Regions from separate parts of the Homo sapiens genome. Here region 2 is linked to region 1. The links are chromatin loops, found by intact Hi-C in ENCODE. Cell type or tissue: adrenal gland. All regions are shown on one strand. Each heading gives the region's core, and the rest is flanking DNA. Links, peaks and the distances in the headings are about the cores only. Region 1 overlaps TRMU (tRNA mitochondrial 2-thiouridylase). Region 2 overlaps GRAMD4 (GRAM domain containing 4).

What was found. A loop is a pair of places that touch in the nucleus more often than their neighbours do. Peaks named below come from ENCODE experiments on the same cell type or tissue, not always from the same donor. Only the 100,000 strongest peaks of a DNase experiment are listed, where the experiment ranks them.
Region 2: it touches region 1 in a loop (2.3-fold over the local background); 2 of 110 quality-filtered maps call a loop at or near these places.

The regions. Positions count from the first base shown.
Region 1 is chr22:46,352,026-46,360,752 of GRCh38, forward strand. TRMU (tRNA mitochondrial 2-thiouridylase) reads left to right here. Exons shown (of 11, transcript NM_018006.5): 6 at 96-149; 7 at 239-305; 8 at 1,742-1,842; 9 at 3,419-3,563; 10 at 3,965-4,047; 11 at 4,817-5,315. The coding sequence ends at 4,981. Among named protein-coding and RNA genes, the nearest start is that of TRMU, 21 kb to the left of the region's middle. In adrenal gland, for the core only: CTCF peaks have their summits at 3,533 (motif pointing right) and 3,740; a DNase peak (open chromatin) is centred at 3,546; H3K27ac peaks cover 1,875 bases.
Region 2 is chr22:46,656,117-46,664,843 of GRCh38, forward strand. It overlaps GRAMD4 (GRAM domain containing 4), which reads left to right. Exons shown (of 19, transcript NM_015124.5): 4 at 2,071-2,191; 5 at 5,265-5,326; 6 at 6,924-7,056; 7 at 7,722-7,747; 8 at 7,910-8,001. Among named protein-coding and RNA genes, the nearest start is that of GRAMD4, 40 kb to the left of the region's middle. RefSeq lists an enhancer at 5,742-6,325. In adrenal gland, for the core only: no CTCF peak of the experiment used is centred there; DNase peaks (open chromatin) are centred at 4,855, 5,235 and 5,625; H3K27ac peaks cover 2,157 bases.

The sequences.
Region 1 (8,727 bases), core at 108-8,107:
GGCCGGGAGGCCCCAGGGCCCGCTCAGGACGTCTGGGTACAGCTTGGGCCACCGCCACTTCTGCTCCTCTCACGGCTGCCGTCTTCTCATTTCAGAGCATGGGCATGTGTTTCATCGGGAAGAGGAATTTTGAACATTTCCTTCTTCAGGTGCGTGCTGCTCTTTGACACAAAGAGATGGGGCTGCGTGTCTGCCCTGGGCCTAGATCTCCGTCGGTAATGACATGTTTGTTTTCCAGTATCTGCAGCCTCGACCTGGTCACTTTATTTCCATAGAAGACAATAAGGTTCTGGGAACACATAAAGGTGAGGTGCAGACTCTGCCACTTGTCATCTGAAATGCCTAGAGCTGTGGCGTTTCAGCTCTGGGAGACTAGACCAGAGTTCCTGTCGTCCCTTCCACTTGGCTGGAGAATTGTAGAAGGCTCTGTGGGGCGGCCGGGGGCGGGCACGGCCTAGGGTGGAACAGTTGCCTTGATGGTGGCTGGGTGCACTTCCAGATGTGGCCTCAGCTGAGATGCTGGAGTTCATGAAAAGCGCGCCTCTGACTTGGAAGGACTATACTCTGTGAGTTACGTATCAAGTCCCTGTAAAAAGAATGATTTCCTTCCTGTGTAAGGAAAATGTTAAACTACACAAAACTCCACTCTGATTCAGGGAGTAAGGTGGACGTCCCGGCATGGTGTGAATGATTAAGGACCACATGCAGCGATGGGATCAGGCGTCCGCGCTGGCCAGAGTGCTGCTCGCTCATGTGCAGACCCTTACTGCGGTGAGGCCTGCGTGAGCCTGTGCTGTGCCTGGTGTCAGGGGACAGGCTCCGAGTCAGTCACAGTGTGCAGTCCTGCTGTGGGGACAGAGTGCAGCCATTGTTGGGTTAGTACAGTGGCGGGGATGTGCCTGCCGGCGTGATGATCAGGCAGGTCTTGACACAGCACAGACCTGAGCTGTGGGACTGGCCAGGAGAGCCAGGCTGCAGCTCAGGTGTAGGGCGTCTTGCAGTGAATTGCACTTGGAGATCTTCCACCTCTTGTGGAGGGGAGACGGCAGGCGGAGCCGGGGCTAGGCATTCCTGAGACAGGTGGAGGTGACAGCTTTGCTTGGGACAGAACTGCCAGACAGGATTGCCCATGTATCTGCCAGCCCTGGCCCCAGCAGGAGCCAGTTGGATGACTCATGGCTTCCACCTGCAGTTCACTTCACTGAAGAAGGCTGCCGGCCCAGGCCACGTGGTAAATCCCATGAGGTTCTCTCTGCCTGTGTGCCCCACTGCAGGGGAGGGAGGCAGTGAGTTTGCCATCTGCTGTGTGACATTGTGAGGGTGCGCAGAGCAGCTGGGGGTAGCCCTGATGCAGTTACTGCATTAGATGGACACTGTGAAGACGTGCAGCTATGTCATGGGCTCAGCAAGAAGGGCCCCTGGCGTCACACAGGGCACCCAGCCGCATCCTGGGCCTAGGGTCAGGGGCTCCTACAGCTGGAACCTGCACCTTCTGGGGCACAAGGTGCCTTCTTTGTGGCCACCACACCCCATGTCCAGCCCAGGCCTGGACAATGATGAGATGTGCTCAGGTGCTTGGTCAGGGCTGGCTTTGGTGGTTGGAGAATCGTATCTTCCTAGTGAGTTACACCATTGCTGGGCCTGCTCTGGGCTGCCCTCCCAGCATCTGCCTTCATGATGAGGCGTGACATGTGGGCTGTAACTTGTTGCCCAGCCTCATGGAGAAACTGTCTTTCTGTAGGTTGGTTCCTGTATACCTTGGGCCAGAGAGCAAACATAGGTGGCCTGAGAGAGCCCTGGTACGTGGTGGAGAAGGACAGCGTCAAGGGTGACGTGTTTGTGGTGAGTGGGCCGGCCTCTGAGACAGCACTGGGGCTGGTTCTGGCAGGGCCAGCAGTGCTTCCAGACCAGGGCTTGAGAAGGCCTCCAGCAGCCGTGGCTTCCTGGAGGCTGTGACTAACTCTGTTCCTGTCCTTGGTCCCCTGCCTTTCCTGGGACTGGCCATGGTGGCAGGAGAGTTTTAAGGTATTCATTAGGCTGAGTTGTATGCTGGTCTCTTAATCATCCCTGAACCCCGATACACAGATACAGTTTCTCCAATTTTATGAAAGAGGACAGCGACGCCCAGAGCTTGGGTGGCTCATCCGGTGGAGAGGGCATGGCCTCAGTGCCAAGGATGGTGCCCACCATGGTAGGATCCAGTGAGTTGTTGTCAGGCAGGTGCAGATGGCCAAGCCAGGATCAAACCAAGCCTTCCACCACAGTGGGGACCTTACCACTGTGACCCTGGCCTCAAAGCAGGGCCGCTCAGTGGCGGCAAGCTCACCCCACCTTCAGGGGACCTTGCCAGTGTCTAGAGGCATTTTTGGTTGTCACAGCTTGGGTGGAAAAGCAAGGACGCGGGTGCTGCTGCATCTGTGGGTCAGGCCGGGGATGCTGCTTGCCGTGTTCAGCACAGCCTCTTCCCTGAGTGACCCGGCCTCCACCTTGGCGCGTGGAGCTGAGAAGGCCCACTCTCAGCACCCTGGCTGCCGGCTCATGTTCTGGCACGAATGCTGGGGCGCCTTCTCTTAGACGGAGGCGGGGGCCAGCAGGCCCCACCCACCGATTCCAGGACATCTCCTTACTAGGAAGACCTGTGGGGAGAAAAGCCTGGCTGCGAATGAATTAAATGATCTAGATTTCAGTTTGCTGTGAGAAGACCAGAAGGGTTAACCAACGGCCTCCTGTCCCTGGACGGGTCTTGGTGCCTGCTTAGAACCCAAAGCCCTTAACTTCATGCTCCTCGTCCTGCTTCAGGGGCGGGGCTTGGCACAATCCCAGGAGGTGCCAGGTCTCAATGGCCCGAGGCCATGGGTGGGTGACAGGGAGCAGGGGCCTCAGAACCAACCTAGGGTATCTGGGGCCCCCCAGACCAGGGCCAGTCCTGGGGCACCTGTGGGAAGCCAGCAGCTACCAGTCCCTCCTTTCTCCTCAGCCATTTGGTGTGTGGAGGAATTCCTGGGGTGGCCTTGAGAGAAGAGCCCGTGGTGTGGCTGGCCCCTGTCCCTGCGAATAGAAAAACCAGTCCTCGAGGGGGGCCGTGCTGCTGCCCCACAGGTGGTTGCAGGTAGAGGGCCTGAGTCAGACTTGAACCTGCAGCATTCACTGTCATGGGCTCGGATCTCACCCCTGCCTCTTGCCCACTCTGACATGGTACTTCCTTCCTGGGCCTTAGTCTCCTCATCTGTAAAATGGGGATTCAAAGGCCCGGCGGGTGATGAGATGAATTTCTGTGGGTAGAACACTTCGAGCGGTGCCAGCACCGTTACCTGTGTGTGTGTGTGCTGGTAGGACAGTTGTTCCCAGGGACCACACTGAGGCCGGCCTTGGGGCCAGGTGCCCCTCGGCGTCCCCACCTTCACATTCCATTCTGCAGGCCCCCCGGACAGACCACCCAGCCCTGTACAGGGACCTGCTGAGGACCAGCCGCGTGCACTGGATTGCGGAGGAGCCTCCCGCAGCACTGGTCCGGGACAAGATGATGGAGTGCCACTTCCGATTCCGCCACCAGATGGCACTAGGTGACTGACGGGAGGGCTCCTGAGGACGGGCCCCTTGAAGCTGAGCTTCCTGAGGCCAGATTTGGGCCAGGGATGGGAGACCCTGGGGTAGGAAAGTCCCGTTGTGGAGATCATTTGGAGATTACCTAAAGTATTTAGAACTCCCGTGTCCTGTGCCTGCCCTGAGCGAGGCCTGGGGGTGCTGGGAGCAGATGCAGGCAGGCCCCGGCGTGTTGGGCTGAAGCAAGTGTGTACACTGCCCCGCAGTGTCCTGCTGCGTCCAGGGCCCAGGCTGGTGCCCTGCCCTTCCCCTCTAAGCAGGGGTTTTTGACCCCGTGGGCTGGTGCTCCTTTCTCCCTGGGGGCCTGAGGTCGACCAGGAAAGGCCTGTGCCCCCTCCAAGGGCCCCTCTCTTCTACCCAGTGCCCTGTGTGCTGACCCTCAATCAAGATGGCACCGTGTGGGTGACAGCTGTGCAGGCTGTGCGTGCCCTTGCCACAGGACAGGTGCGTGGGGTGTGGGGGTGAGCCCGGGGAGGACTGTACTGCTCTGCACCCTGCCAGGGCACCCGGGTTACAGAGGAAGGGGCTGAGGCCCAGGAGTAGGGTGTGCTCGGGTCACACAGCTGGTGAGGGCAGAGTGCCACCAGCCCTGCCCTGGGGGCTCCTCCCACAGTGACAACTGTGAGAGGATTTCCACTCTGGTGTCACCAACCAGCCAGTTCCTGCTCGGGCCCTGAGAGGCTCAGCTGCTGCCCGGGCCCCAGAAGCGAGGACAGAAAATGGAAGGGGCATGAGGACAGTGCTCAAAGAGGCAGAGGGTCGGGGCCCCTGTGGGCCGAGTGTGCAGGAGCTCCCAGGGTGGGCGCCTGGTGGGTGTAGGCCTGAGGAATCTCCAGGGGCAGGTGGTGGGAGGGAACCTGGGGTGAGGGAAGCGGAAGCATCCTCTGGCTGCCACCATGCTCCTTCCTGTCACAGCTCCACATTCCCAAGGGGTGCAGAGACCTGCCAGTCCCTTGGAGTCCCAGGAGAGGCCCCTGTGACTGTCCCACTCAGGGAGAGGTACCCTGAAGACCCTCCCTAGTGAAGCCACTGGGTGCCCCAGGCCTCTCCTCTCCTGTTCAGCAGCAGCAGCAGCAGCAAAACCCTGCTCCCCTGGGAGCTCAGTGCCTGGTGCTCCGAGCACAGGCCAGGCCCCATAGGGGAGCACTCTGCCCCTGCCTGCCCTCGGCTGGCTCCCTGTGGCACCCCTGATGCCAGGGTCTCTCCCCTACAGTTTGCTGTGTTCTACAAGGGGGACGAGTGCCTGGGCAGCGGGAAGATCCTGCGGCTGGGGCCGTCTGCCTACACGCTCCAGAAGGGCCAGCGCAGAGCTGGGATGGCCACTGAGAGCCCCAGTGACAGCCCAGAAGATGGTCCAGGCCTGAGTCCCTTGCTCTGACAGAGATGGATCTGCTAGAAGGAACCTGGAGAGCAGGACCCATGGCTGGGCGGCTGGTGAGCAGTCCAGGTGCCCAAGGGCCAGCTTGCTGCTGCCCAAAGCAGAGGAAGCCGGGCTGGCTGAGGGTCCGAAAAGCCTGCAGGGGCCCGGCGAGCCCCAGGAAGAGCCTCAGCTCCAGGCTGGGGCTCTGGCTGCTGGAGCATCTGCTGGCTGGTGGGGTGGCCCGAGTTCCCCTTCACCGCCCCCAGGGAGGGTTTCCCACCTCAGAGTACACCGAGGGGACCTGCAGAGGGGGCTGTCGGGACAGCGTGGAATAAACATTATTTCAAGGACACATAGTCTGATCGCTGCTTCCACTGGGGCCCAGGGGGCTCCACATCACTGACTCCCTGGCGTGGAAAGGCAGGTGGACTGCAGACGCAGCCATGGCAACCTGCGTACCTCTCCCTGAGGTCCCAGCTGCTCCATCCTCTGCCCCCGTATCCCTGCTCCTGGACTCCAGAGTAGGTGCCTGCGATGCTGACCTGTGTCCTTGGCTCTCTTCCTCTTGCTGGGCTTGAGTCCTTCGTAGCGTGTTGTTGGTGCCTCAAGACAGGTTCCTGCGGGGACCAGAGGTGCATTCCCCTTCTCTGGGTGGGAAGGTTCCAGAGGCAGCCAGGTGGTGCGCAGAGGGCCTTGCCCAGATGCCCTGAGTTCTTGCTGGTGCGTCAGGGTGGGGGCTGCCATGGGGCCCACTGTCCATCCTGACCCCTCCTCCCATCTCCCCACTGGGTGTCCCCTGACCTGGGGCACCCTTCCTTCTAGCCTAGGCCCCCACGCAGCAGGGAGTGTCCTGAGGGTGAGGAGTGGGCCAGAACCCCGCAGGCCAGGTGAGGAAACGGGGCCTAAGGTGGAGCCGTGGCCCTTGCTGGGCTGGGGTGGGGAGGTGGGGGGTGTGGGGTCAGTGCTGCCCTGGCCAGGGGCAAGCCCCAGCTCTACCAGGCAGGCAGAGCGCTGGCCAGTGGGACCAGACAGGCCCCTGGGGATCCTCGGCCCAGCTGGGCATGGAGGCCGAGCTAAAGCGCCGCGTTTGTTCTGCCAGCTCAGCCCAGCACGGAGCCTCCCTGGGCTCAGGGGTTCCCTGATTTATGGCTGTGGTCGGGCCTCCAGCCTGGGAACTGAGGGTGGGAGAGCCCTTGTGGTGCCTACTGCTCTGCCCTAGGTGAACCCTCCCAGGTCACAGAAACATGAGTAGGTGGGAGGTGGGGCAGCCAGGCAGAAGGTGGTGTGGGCACCAGGCCAGCAGCGCTAAGGCTGCCCCCGCTCCAACCTCCAGCGGGCTCCACCGTCCTGCCAGCCTCAGGGCCTGTGCATCGGCCAGTGGAGGAAGCGGGGACACAAACCTGCCTCTGCCCCCTTGAGCCCCCAGGCTCCATGGTGACAGCTTCCTGACTGGCAGGGCTCCCCTCTCTAGCAGGCACAATGGCCTGCCCTGCCCCCTACAAGGCCACTGGCCAACTCTGGAGGGCTTTGGTGCGATGTCTCAGAGATTCAGCAGAAACTGTTGGCCAGGGGACCAAGTCTCCAGGCTGCTCTTCTGGCCTCTTTCCTACCCTCCCCAGCACCCAAGGCTGGCACACTCCAGAGGCTGTGCCCCTCAGATGACTTCTTGAAGACCTGGGGGCCTCCAGGAGCACAGGTAGCTAGGTAGCCCCTTCTGCCTGCAAGGGTACCCCCAGTGGCCTGGCCTTAGCCCCTTGCCACACCTATCCATGAAGACGATGGGGGAACATTTTCCAGGCCAAGAGCTGGGTGCCTGTACACCTACACCTACTCCCTGCTTGTGATACAAATGAAAGCAAAGCCCTCGCTCTCCTCTCCCCCTACGTTGTTCCCGGATAATCTCAGTGATACATGGGTCCTAGGATGATGCCCCCTCACCTCACACCTGGGAGGCTCCTTCCCGAGGCCCTGAGCTGGTTTCAAACACCCTGAGCCTGCCTTCTCCCCAGTCTCTGGCTCCCATGTTGCCCTGTGCCGGAGCCTTGCCTGGGCCCAAGCCCCTTCCTTCTTGGGGAGGTTTCTTTTTTTTTCTTTTCAAGAGACAGGGTCTTGCTCTGTTACCCAGGCTGGAGCGCAGTGGTGTGATCACAGCTCACTGCAGCCTTGACCTCCCAAGTAGCTGGGACAACAGGCATACACCACCACACCCAGCTAACTTTAATTTTGTTTTAGAAACAGTCTTGCTATGTTGTCTAGGCTGGTCTTGAGCTCCTGGCCTCAAGCGATCTTGCCTCAGCCTCCCAAAGCACTGGGACTACAGGCATGATCCACTGTGCTAAGTTTTAAAAACTGTAGAGATGGAGTCCTGCTGTGTTGCCCAGTCTGGTCTGGAACTCCCGCCTCAGCCAGCCACTGTTGGGATTACAGACATGGACCACTGCCTGACCCTCCTGGGGGTCTTAACAAGCCTTGCCTCCAGGCTGAGGAGCCCAAGGCGAGGCTGAAGCTGTGACTGAAGCAGCTGCGGTCACCCCTGTCACCTGGGCCGGGGGAGTCGACGCCCTGTGGCTTGGCCGGTGTTTGTGCTGTCATCTGTTCAGGCAGGATCACAGAGGGGCTCGTTCAGCCCTCACCCGTCACGGTCTGCTGCGGATGCTCTGCGGAGCACTTCGTGGTCCTCACATGGACATCCTGGCCTGGCTGATGGACAGGCCTGCTCCGGGCTACCTGGACTGCTTTCTCTCTCTCAGATGCTTCTAGTATTTTCCTGCTAATCATGGCTTTGGGGTTGAGGTAGAAATATTCTATCATGTTAGCCACTGAGCATTCTAGGATGTAAACGTTAGCAGGTGAACTGAGGAGAAAGCAACAACTTGAAAAATGACCTCAGGCACATGGGTGGTTTTTCCTCTCTCAGATTTGACCCGGGGGTGGCCCTAATCTGTGGTCCTGTGCAGCCAGCACCAGGGCAACAACTCCAGAGAGGCCTGGGAAACGGGGGCACTGTGGACTAGAGAGGGTTGGGGTTCCCATTTTTCTCTCTTTGCTGTCACTACTTTTCCTTAAGGGTGAGCCCTGTTTCCTTAAGGGTGGAAGCGTGAGACAGTGCAGGTGGCTAGAGCTCTGGGAGAAACCCATCTTTCTGGACAGAGAAACCAAGAAAAGGGACCCCAGAAGTGAGAAAATGCAAGGCAAATTCCAGCAAGGAGAGTGCTGGAGAAGCAGACCCCCAGATTCTCTACATGTGCTGACACACGTCCCTGCCCACCCCACCTGTGAGTGCAGGCAACGACCCAAAACAGCACAGCCAAGGCCAAGGGCTGACCTGGTGGTGGACCTGCTGCTCGTGGAAAGAGAGACAGAACCAGTGGTCAGAACCTAAACCAGGTTGCCTGCTGCTGAAACAAACACATGAAATGACACTTACAACGAGGGTGTTAACAACCCAGAGTCTAACCTAACATTCCACATGACGAGTGAGGATTCAACTTGCAGTTACTCAGCACACAACCAGGAAAATGCAAACAGAAAAGACGATTTCAGCCCCAAGATGCTCAAACGTTCAAATTATCCCAGAATTCACTGCAGTCCTAGTTATAACCATGCTTCATGAAGTAAAGGTGAACACTCTTGGAATGAGTGGAAAACCAGAAGTACCCAGCAGAGAAATAAAAAGGAACCTAATGGAAATTTTAAAACTTAATTACAGTATTTGAAATAAATTCACTGGGTGAGTTCAGTAGCAGAATTAAGACGACAGAGGA
Region 2 (8,727 bases), core at 389-8,388, 300 kb after region 1:
GAGTCCAGGATGCTGAAGGACACTGAAACCATGCTTGGAGAAGGGCCGATCCCAGCGGGCCGGGGAGCAGGGCAGAGCTCCAGCACCCACACTGGGCAAGTGGATCCTGGCCCTTGGTAAATTCGAATATTTTCTCTCTGGTTAGTAACAGCGAGTAACAGCATCCAGCACCCCCAGTGGGAGTGGGGCTGGTGAGATGCAGGTGCCTGTCTCTTCCCTTTTGGGTACCGTGAGCCTGTGGCTGCCGGGCAGGAAGGTGTGCTGACCTTTGGCTTCTGGGTTTACTGACCCTAGTCCACCCGCGGCTGCTCCCTGCCTGGGCACGGCCCCCTGCTGTTTCTGTACGGCTACTCCTGGACATTGGCTGGGACTGGGGCCTGAGGCTGTCATACTGCCCTTGGCCCCAGTTTTGGAGTCTTAGGTATGGCCCTGTGGCCCCAAGTCATGTGGTGAGGTGTCCAGGACAGGAAAGGAAGCTACTGGGGTCACTCCCACCCTACCCAGAAAGAAACTTCCAGGCTTAGAAGCCTGCCTTCAGCCTTGGGCTGCTGGCCAGACCCCCAAGGGTTCCTGCCTCACGCTGGTGGGGTCTGGCTGCTGGCCCTGCCCAAGAACCTGGGTGAATTCATCAGCCACGTTCCTTTGTCTCAGGAATATCTCCTGGGACTCCAGCAAACGCTCTTCTCCTGCTGCCATTGCCATTTTATAAGGTCTCAGCGTGTCCGCCCCATGGTCAGTGTGGTCTGTGCAGTTGAAGTCGAGGCTGACTGATCTGGACCCTCAGCCACCATAGGCCACAGCCAGCCCTCAGCCACCATGGGCCACAGCCAGCCCTCAGCCACCATAGGCCACAGCCAGGCAGCCTTCTGGGGAGAGACAGCACTTAGGTGACCCTCAGCTGGGTTCTGCAAGCCACTGCTGCCCCGTAAACCAGCATTGTTCCACCTGAACTTAACCGTGACCTTGGCCCTGGGGCCACCTGCCTGAGCCTGTCAAGGAGACAGGGTTGGGCTGGGCAGGGGACACCACACAGAGGAGGGTGGATGGGCTGGGGTGGGGAGCGCCTGGGCAGGGTCTTGTCAGTGGCCCAGGCCTCTGAGAAGGACCGAGGACCTGTGGGCGTTCACAGGTGCCAGCTCTCTGCTCTCATCGGTCTGTTGCTCTTGTTCTTCATGCGTGGAGCCTGTGCCAGGCCCTGGGAGGGCAGTGGGGGAGAAGCAAGGGCCTCAGGCTTGCCCTTAGGTGACCCAGCGGTGTTGGTTTTAGGAGGAAGAGGCAGGGATGGGGCAGAGGAAGCGGGAGAGAGGCCGGGTCCCCGTCTCTCCTGTCTTTAAGTGGTAGAAGTGTCCTGACTGCCAGAGGCTGCCTGCACTCCCTGGCTCCTGGCCCCTTCCATCCTCAGTCTTCCAGTCTCTCCGACCTCTGACCTCTGACCCTGCCTCCTCCCTCTGCCTGGATGCTCTTTCCCAGGGTCTGTGGCCTCGCTGTGTTCCCTCCAGGCCTTGACTCAGAACTCACCTTCTCCCGAGGCTTTCCCAGAGCAGCCCTGTGTCCAGCCTGCCCCGTGCTCTTCTCAGGCCCCCTGGCCAGCTTGAGCTGTGGGCTGTCCCCGCTGGCCCAGGGCCTTTGCTCTGCTGCCGACGCGTCCCAGAACCTCACCCAGCACATGGAGGCGCTGGGTGGGTGTGGTGGGCTGGCCAGGTGTGGTCAGCGTCCTTTCCGCAGGTGTCCTCAGCGTGGCGGTGCTTGGTGAAATGGCTTTTGTGTTCTGTGTTGCACTGTTATGAAGCATAGTGAGGAAATTCACACCCTTGCTTCACCCACCTCTTGCCCCAGTCATGTAAGAGGAGCCCCGTTACTAGCTCCTGCCCAGGAGGAAGGGCTGGATGGGGACCAGTTCATGTCCTGCTGTGAGCGCCCCGCACCCTGGAGGAAGGTCAGGTGCTCAGGTCCGCTTACGGAGCAGAGACCCCTCTGCTGTTTCTGAGTCAGGCACCCCTGCCCCAGCATCCCAGAGTCGGGGTCGCGTGGACATGAGCGATGGTCACCTGGCCGTTCTCTCCCCCATAGAGGAGGAGCTCCGGAAGCTGCGAGAAGAAACCAACGCGGAGATGCTGCGGCAGGAGCTGGACCGCGAGCGGCAGCGGCGGATGGAGCTGGAGCAGAAGGTGCAGGAGGTGCTGAAGGCCAGGTACCGCGCCTTCCTCGGGGCCCTGGCCTGTGTGCGGCTGCCCCAACCCCCCACCCCACCCGCCCCGCCGTCCTCTGCTGCACCCATAGCGTCTTGGCAGCATCATTCTTGGCCCTGGAGAGGCCTGAGTGTGAGGGTGGGCCCGGCTCTGACTGCCCAGGTATAGGTCCTGCCTGTGCCTGCATGAGCTGTGGTCTTGGGAATGTGTCATCTTCCTGTGCCTCTGGCGGTCTGGAAAAGGGTGCACAGGTGCTCCTGCCAGCCCCCAGGCCTGGGGCCAGGCCAACTGAAGAGAGGCTTGGCATGGGGCCTGCAGAGCCCCAGAGCCACCTCATGGCTCTGATCCCGGCCTGCTGGTGACCCCATTCTGTACATCCACCCAGTGCCCCACCCCGGGGGCCAGCCCGGCCTCTTAGGATCTTCCCAGGACCTGCCTTCCCAGTGCTGCCTGTGCGTGTTCCCATGCCCCCTGTCTGCCCCAGCCACGCTGTGGCCCCCGCCCCCCTGCCCCCATCCTAGCAGTATCATGTCCTGGGCGCCAGTGCCGCCCTGGCTCCTAGAGAGGCATGTCTGCACCTGACATCTTTGCTCTTGTTTGTGGGTCCCATGTGGGACCCTGAGTGCTCACAGTCTCCTCCCTCACCCTGCCCTGCGCCTCACAGTGCCGCCAGCAGGAAGCAGGTCATTCAGGACCCCAGCGCAAGTTACAAAGCCAGTGCCCTCCTGTCTCGCTAACACCACGAGGCTCCGTGTCCCTCTGCACAAGTTCAAACTGGTGCCTGGTACATGAGGCCAGGGAGCTCAGGCCACTCACCTCTGGCTCCCAGGCCTCCCGCTCAGCCTCCACTCCAGCAACCTCCTGCTTCGGCCTCCCTCTCAGCCTCCACTCCAGCAGCCTCCTGCTTCGGCCTCCCTCTCAGCCTCCACTCCCTCAGCCTCCCCCCTCAGTCTCCACCCTCAGTTTCTGCCCAGCCTCCCCCCAGCATCATCTTCAGCCTCCGTCCTCAGACTCCACTCCCTCAGCCTCCCCACTCAGGTTCCACTCAGCCTCCCTCCAGCCTCCACTTAGCCTCCCTCCAGGTCTCCCACCTCAGCCTCCCACCACCATTGGCCACACCTTTGTCTGTGGCCCCCATGACCTGCATGGATGGCTGTCACCAGTTAGGGAGGCACACGGCATCTCTGGGACACCCCAGCTGAGCACTGCCTGCTATGAGCGCTCCGGGGGCCGTGTGTCATTGTCAGGACTCCAAGTGTCGCTGCTTAGCTGGCCCTGAGGAAGCGGCTCCCTTCAGCACCCTCAGGTTTAGTGTGTGGGAAGACGGGGGATCCGCTGGGCTGACTCCCACTTCTTCCTTGCCCGCCTCCTGCAGGTCAGCATGACCTTGTGGAGTGCCCTGGGGGGCTCATGTGGGGGCTCATGTGGGGGCATCCAGCTGGTGTGGGGGAGGGAGAGGCCTCACTTTCCTATTCCGCCCTGGCAGAACCTCCCAGACCAGAAATGGGTGCATGGGCCTCGGCAGGCGCTTTACCTGATGCTGAACCTTCTGGGAAAATCCACAGAAGCTCAAAGCTTAAATTACATTTAATTATGTAGAGTTGCAACAGAGACCTGACCTGCCACGCTGGGAGATCCCAGGGACAGGTGCGGTCCCCAGGCATTTGGCCACAGTGCCATCCCCGCCACGGGACGCTGCTTCTCCCCCGGTGGCTAAGGTGGCCTGAGGCTGTCCCCGTGGCCCTGCTCCCTGTGTTCTGTTTCCCATCCTCTCACTCCCGCCAGCCCCACTCCAGGATCTGGTCCTCATCTTTTACCAAAGCCCCTTGGTGGCAGGTGTGCCCAGCCCGGGTCAGCTGTAAGAACGCAGGGAGCCCCATCTCGCACAGTCTCTGCCTTGGGAATGGGTGGGGAATGGGCAGTGAAGGAACATCCAGGCTGTGACCCAGGAAGTGGAAGCTGAAGGTCCTGGGAGCATTAAGGGCTCTCCCCTGCTTTACATGGGGGCGGCGCTTAGGAACCTTCTGGAAGCCTGAAGGAGGAGGGGTGAAGGAAGAGCAGTCCCAGGCAGAGTGACCTCCTCTTTCCTTGTCGTCCTGGTGCAGATCTGGGGTGGGTCTGGGTGGCTGTGGTCTGTCCAGGGTGGGTAGGTGTGTGAGGGCACACACAAACATGCAGACACATGTGCGCACACACTGCACACACACATACCACACACTCTGAAGCTGCAGGATTAAAGCACAGCAGTTCTGTTTATGCAAACCTCTATTTTGGTTTTTAAGAAAATTCTCAGAAAGTCACCTTGGTTTAAGGCTACTTGTCAGTAGGCAGAGATTCTCTCCATTGTGGATCCAAAGTCCCCTGAAAACCTCACTGTCTGCTTCCTGCCCGCTGCTTACCTGGCCGTGCCCTGTGTGCCCTGTGCTCCGCCCTCTGTTCTCTTCTCAGGGTTTACTCCTCCCCCAGCTTCCTCCCTCCCCACTCCCGCTTCCCAAGAGTTAGGAAGGTTAGGGGCGACCACACAGCACTTGGCCCGGTTCTGTGCTGCACCTGCTCACAGGCCTTGGCTGGAGGGGCTGGGTGTGGGACGGAAGCAGACCCTAGTGGCCGTCTAGTGCCCCTGCCCAGTCCAGGCAGGTCGCTGGAGTAGGCTGAGCTGGGAGCTGGGTACAGGCTGCTGACAGGTGGCACCCAGCCTGTGGCCTGGCTTGGTGCCTGATAAACACATGTGTGTTGATCAGTATCTTTTCATTAGCAGACGGGTTGGTGATATGAGAGTATTCTGAGTTTAATGATGTTGAAAGAAGCAAGTGTGCTAAAATGAATAGGAAAGGAAAGAGTGGTGAAAGATGCTGGTTGTTTAAAAACAAAACGTGTGCCTGTTAGGAAGGCAGCTCTGTGCTTGCCTGGATACGCTCGGAACCAGCATTTCAGCAGTGGAGACTCTGGAGAGAGCCCTGCTGTCCCTGACCTCTCCTGTGCAGTACACGGTCGCGAGAGCCCTCGGGGGTGCCTGACTGGGCATGGAGTTTGGAACTAACAGACCTCTTGTCTCTTCTCTCCCTGCTTTTTAAGAACCGAGGAGCAGATGGCTCAGCAGCCCCCAAAAGGGCAGGCCCAGGCCAGCAATGGAGCAGGTACACCCTGGTGGGCGGGTGGACAGGCAGGCGGGCGGGTGGGTGGCTGCGCGTCACCTGCTGGTTCTGTAGGCCCAGGTTAACAATGGAGCAGATACCCCCTCCCCCAGCAGGTGGGCAGGCGGCAGGTGCTGGTTCTGTGCCCAGGCACCTGCTGGCATCCGGGAATCTCCTCCCGTCAGAACTGGGTTAGTGTCTCTGATGCGAAGTGGTGAGTCATCATAGTCGTCATCACAAATTTCCAGTCACTCAACTAAAGCGTGATTGTGTGTTCTTTGGGGAATACACACGTACTCTGTTTCAGCCTTGCCCCACGGAACAGTGATGTGAGAGCCACGCTGGTCACTGCCGCTGCCCTGGTGCCTCCCCGAAGGGGACCAAGTGGGCAGTGGGGCTATGGTTGGCTGTGAGTGGGGAGTTGGGGGTTCATGTGCCCTTTTATCTCTCTCCTCGTCCTCCATCCCTGAGTGCCTGTTCTTTATCTTGCCCCACGCCCTGCAGGCAGCCGGCATAGTTCCCTGTACCTGGGGGTCAGCAAACTCCAGCCCCCGCCTGGCTTCACAGATTTAAATGGTTTCATTTCATGACATGAGAACGTAATATAAACCTGAAATTTCAGTCCATAAATAAAGTCCATGGGAACACAGCCGGGCCGGTTCACTTACGGCTGGGACGAGTGTGCCGATCTCACCTGGACCCTCCCCTTAAAAACTCTGCCAGGCTGCCTTGGGGGCGGGAAGAAGCCGCAGGAGCCTGCCCTGGCCCCATCCTCCCTGCCCGGGTGGCCTTGGGGTACACAGACCTCAGCCCCCTTGGCCTGTGGCTCTTGAGCCTCTGCCCTGAGCCTGCAGCCCCCTGGGTATGGTGACCACAGGCCCTCTGGTCCCAGGGCCCAAAACTTTGGCGAGGCAGCACCCGCTGCAGGCGGCTCCTCACTGGCCTTCTGAAGGGAGGGACTGGCTTGCACCCCTGAGCCCCCCTTCCGAGGGATTCTTCCGGTTTCCCGCCGTGGAGGCTGCTTTCCAGAGGTGTTCGCTTTTGGTAAACATTGCTGGTCATCAGCACGACAACACCGTGCGCTCACCCTGGGCTGGCTGCGCTCGCCAGGCACCCCCAGCCCAGGACACAGCCTCCCGCTGCGCCATCCATTGGCTGATGCTCAGGATATGCAGGGCTGGGGCAGTGACCTCTCCATCTGCTTTCTGACAACCCGGAGGTAGAAAGGGGGTTTGATGCAGACGTCTGAGGTGGGCCGAGCAGCCTGGATGGACAGGCTGCCCGCTGACGAGAGCCCAGGGCGGGCAGAGAGCTGGGGACAGGGATGAAAAGCAGAGAGACCCGGCACTGAGGTCGTCATGGCTGGGGCAGCTCTGCTGTGTGCCGGTTGGTTTGCACTTGGTGTCTTCAGAGGACTGAGCCCTTCAAAGTCCCTTGTACAGGGACCCTTCATTTCCCTGACCTACCCCCGAGCATTCCTTGTGCCTCTGCTGGCCGCGCCCTTGCAGTGAGGCCCCTCCCTGCCCTGAGATCCCGGAGCCGACCCCAGAACAGGCAGTGCAGCCCTGCCGTGCCCTCACCGGGTCCCTGCCCCCTGCAGAGCGCCGGAGCCAGGGGCTGTCCTCGCGCCTGCAGAAGTGGTTCTACGAGCGGTTTGGGGAGTACGTGGAGGACTTCCGGTTCCAGCCCGAGGAGAACACTGTGGAGACAGAGGAACCCCTGAGCGCCCGCAGGTAGGGGTTCGCCGAGCTGGGGCTGCCTGTGCGTTAGGGGCCCCGGTCCCTGGGCTGAGGCTGCAGCGGGTGGGCCATCCTTTATCACCGTGGGCCAAAGCTGTCTGTGAGGCTGCCGAGAGCTCCTGGAGGCTCCGCTGTGTCTGGTCTTCTGGGGGCCGTGCCTGGCAGGGGCTTGCGAGGCCCGCTTAGGTGCAGCAGAGCTGCATGCGCGCACTGCTCTCAGCTGTGGCTTGTGACAGTTGTGTGGGGACTCATGGGGCTCAGCCCACTGCCTGGGGCCTTCCTTGGCTCTTGAGTCCCATCAGTAAACCTTGGTTCCCCTGCCAGGTGCTGCCATAGGCCCTGGGGGTCCCGAGGGAGCTAGGTCAGCAAAGGCCCTGCCCTTGAGGACTTCTGTTCTGGGGACACAGGCAGGAGATGAGGGGACGATTTCATTGGCGAGTCGCCCCTGCCTTCCTAACTTGGGGAGTGGCACTGAGGGCCATCCCGGCGCACCCTGCTGTGCTGAGCCGCCGTGCATGGCCATTCTGTGCACTCAAGGGGTCCCAGGCTGTTGAGACGTCCTCCCTGGCCCCTGCAGAGCCAACGGAACCGGGCAGTGGGGACTGCAGAGCCGGCGGGTGCATTAACCCTGGGCTCCCATCTCTCCCCTTCTCTCTTAGGTTAACTGAAAATATGAGACGGCTCAGTGAGTACCAGCGGCTCTGCGTGGCGCCCACGATGCTCAGTGTGGGTGGGGCCCATGGCGGTGGGGACTCTGGGATTCTGAGCTGAACCGACTCTCCAGGGAGACGTGGTTAAGCGGCCTCCTACCCACAGTGCTGACCACTGTGGTCTGCTCTGTCCCCAGAGCGCGGTGCCAAGCCGGTCACTAACTTTGTGAAGAACCTCTCTGCCTTATCCGACTGGTACTCCGTCTACACGTCTGCCATTGCCTTCACCGTGAGTGGGTCCTCCAGGGGCCGAGCAGGGTGGGTGGGATGTGCCTGCCAGCATTCACCACATGATCAGGCACCTTCCCAGGGTGGGAGGTGGCCCCCAGGTGGCACTTCCTCAGGCCCCAGGGACATGCTCATTTCTCCTTCTGTAAAGTGGGCTCACTGATGCCAGTGCCCAGCCATGGGGTGGCTTCAAGGATCAAAGATGTTGGGCGTGGCCCGGGGCTAGCCTGCAGGGCTCCCTGGACAGGGATGTGGTGCAGCCTTGTCCCCCAGGGTGCCCTTGGGAAAGGCCTCTTGGCACTCACCGTGCAGTGCGGTGGCCACGCTGCTGAGGTCCACAGAGTACCTGGTGCTGGGGCCAGGAGTACCTCCAAGGGCATGGCAGCACGAGGGGCCCAGCCCAGCCCCTGTGAGCCATGAGTCCTGAGGGATTGGAGGGTGCCAGGGCCCACATTGCCAGGGCCTTGGGGAAAAGGTGCCCAGCCGTCCTGCCTGGAACTGCCCTGCAGCGGCTGCCCCAGCGGGACAGGAGACTTGCCACCTGTGTCTCAGTACTTGGTCCTCGGGGGGAGCCCCCTCACCCAGGATGGAGACTGTGCCTCCAGCACGAGGAAGATGCAGGCAGCCCACCTGCTTGCTAGGGCCTCCAGGCCAGAGAGGAGGCGTCCACAGCCTGGCACTGTCCAGGGCTCCCAAAGGCAGCACTGCCCTGCTGAGCGGGCCCCTT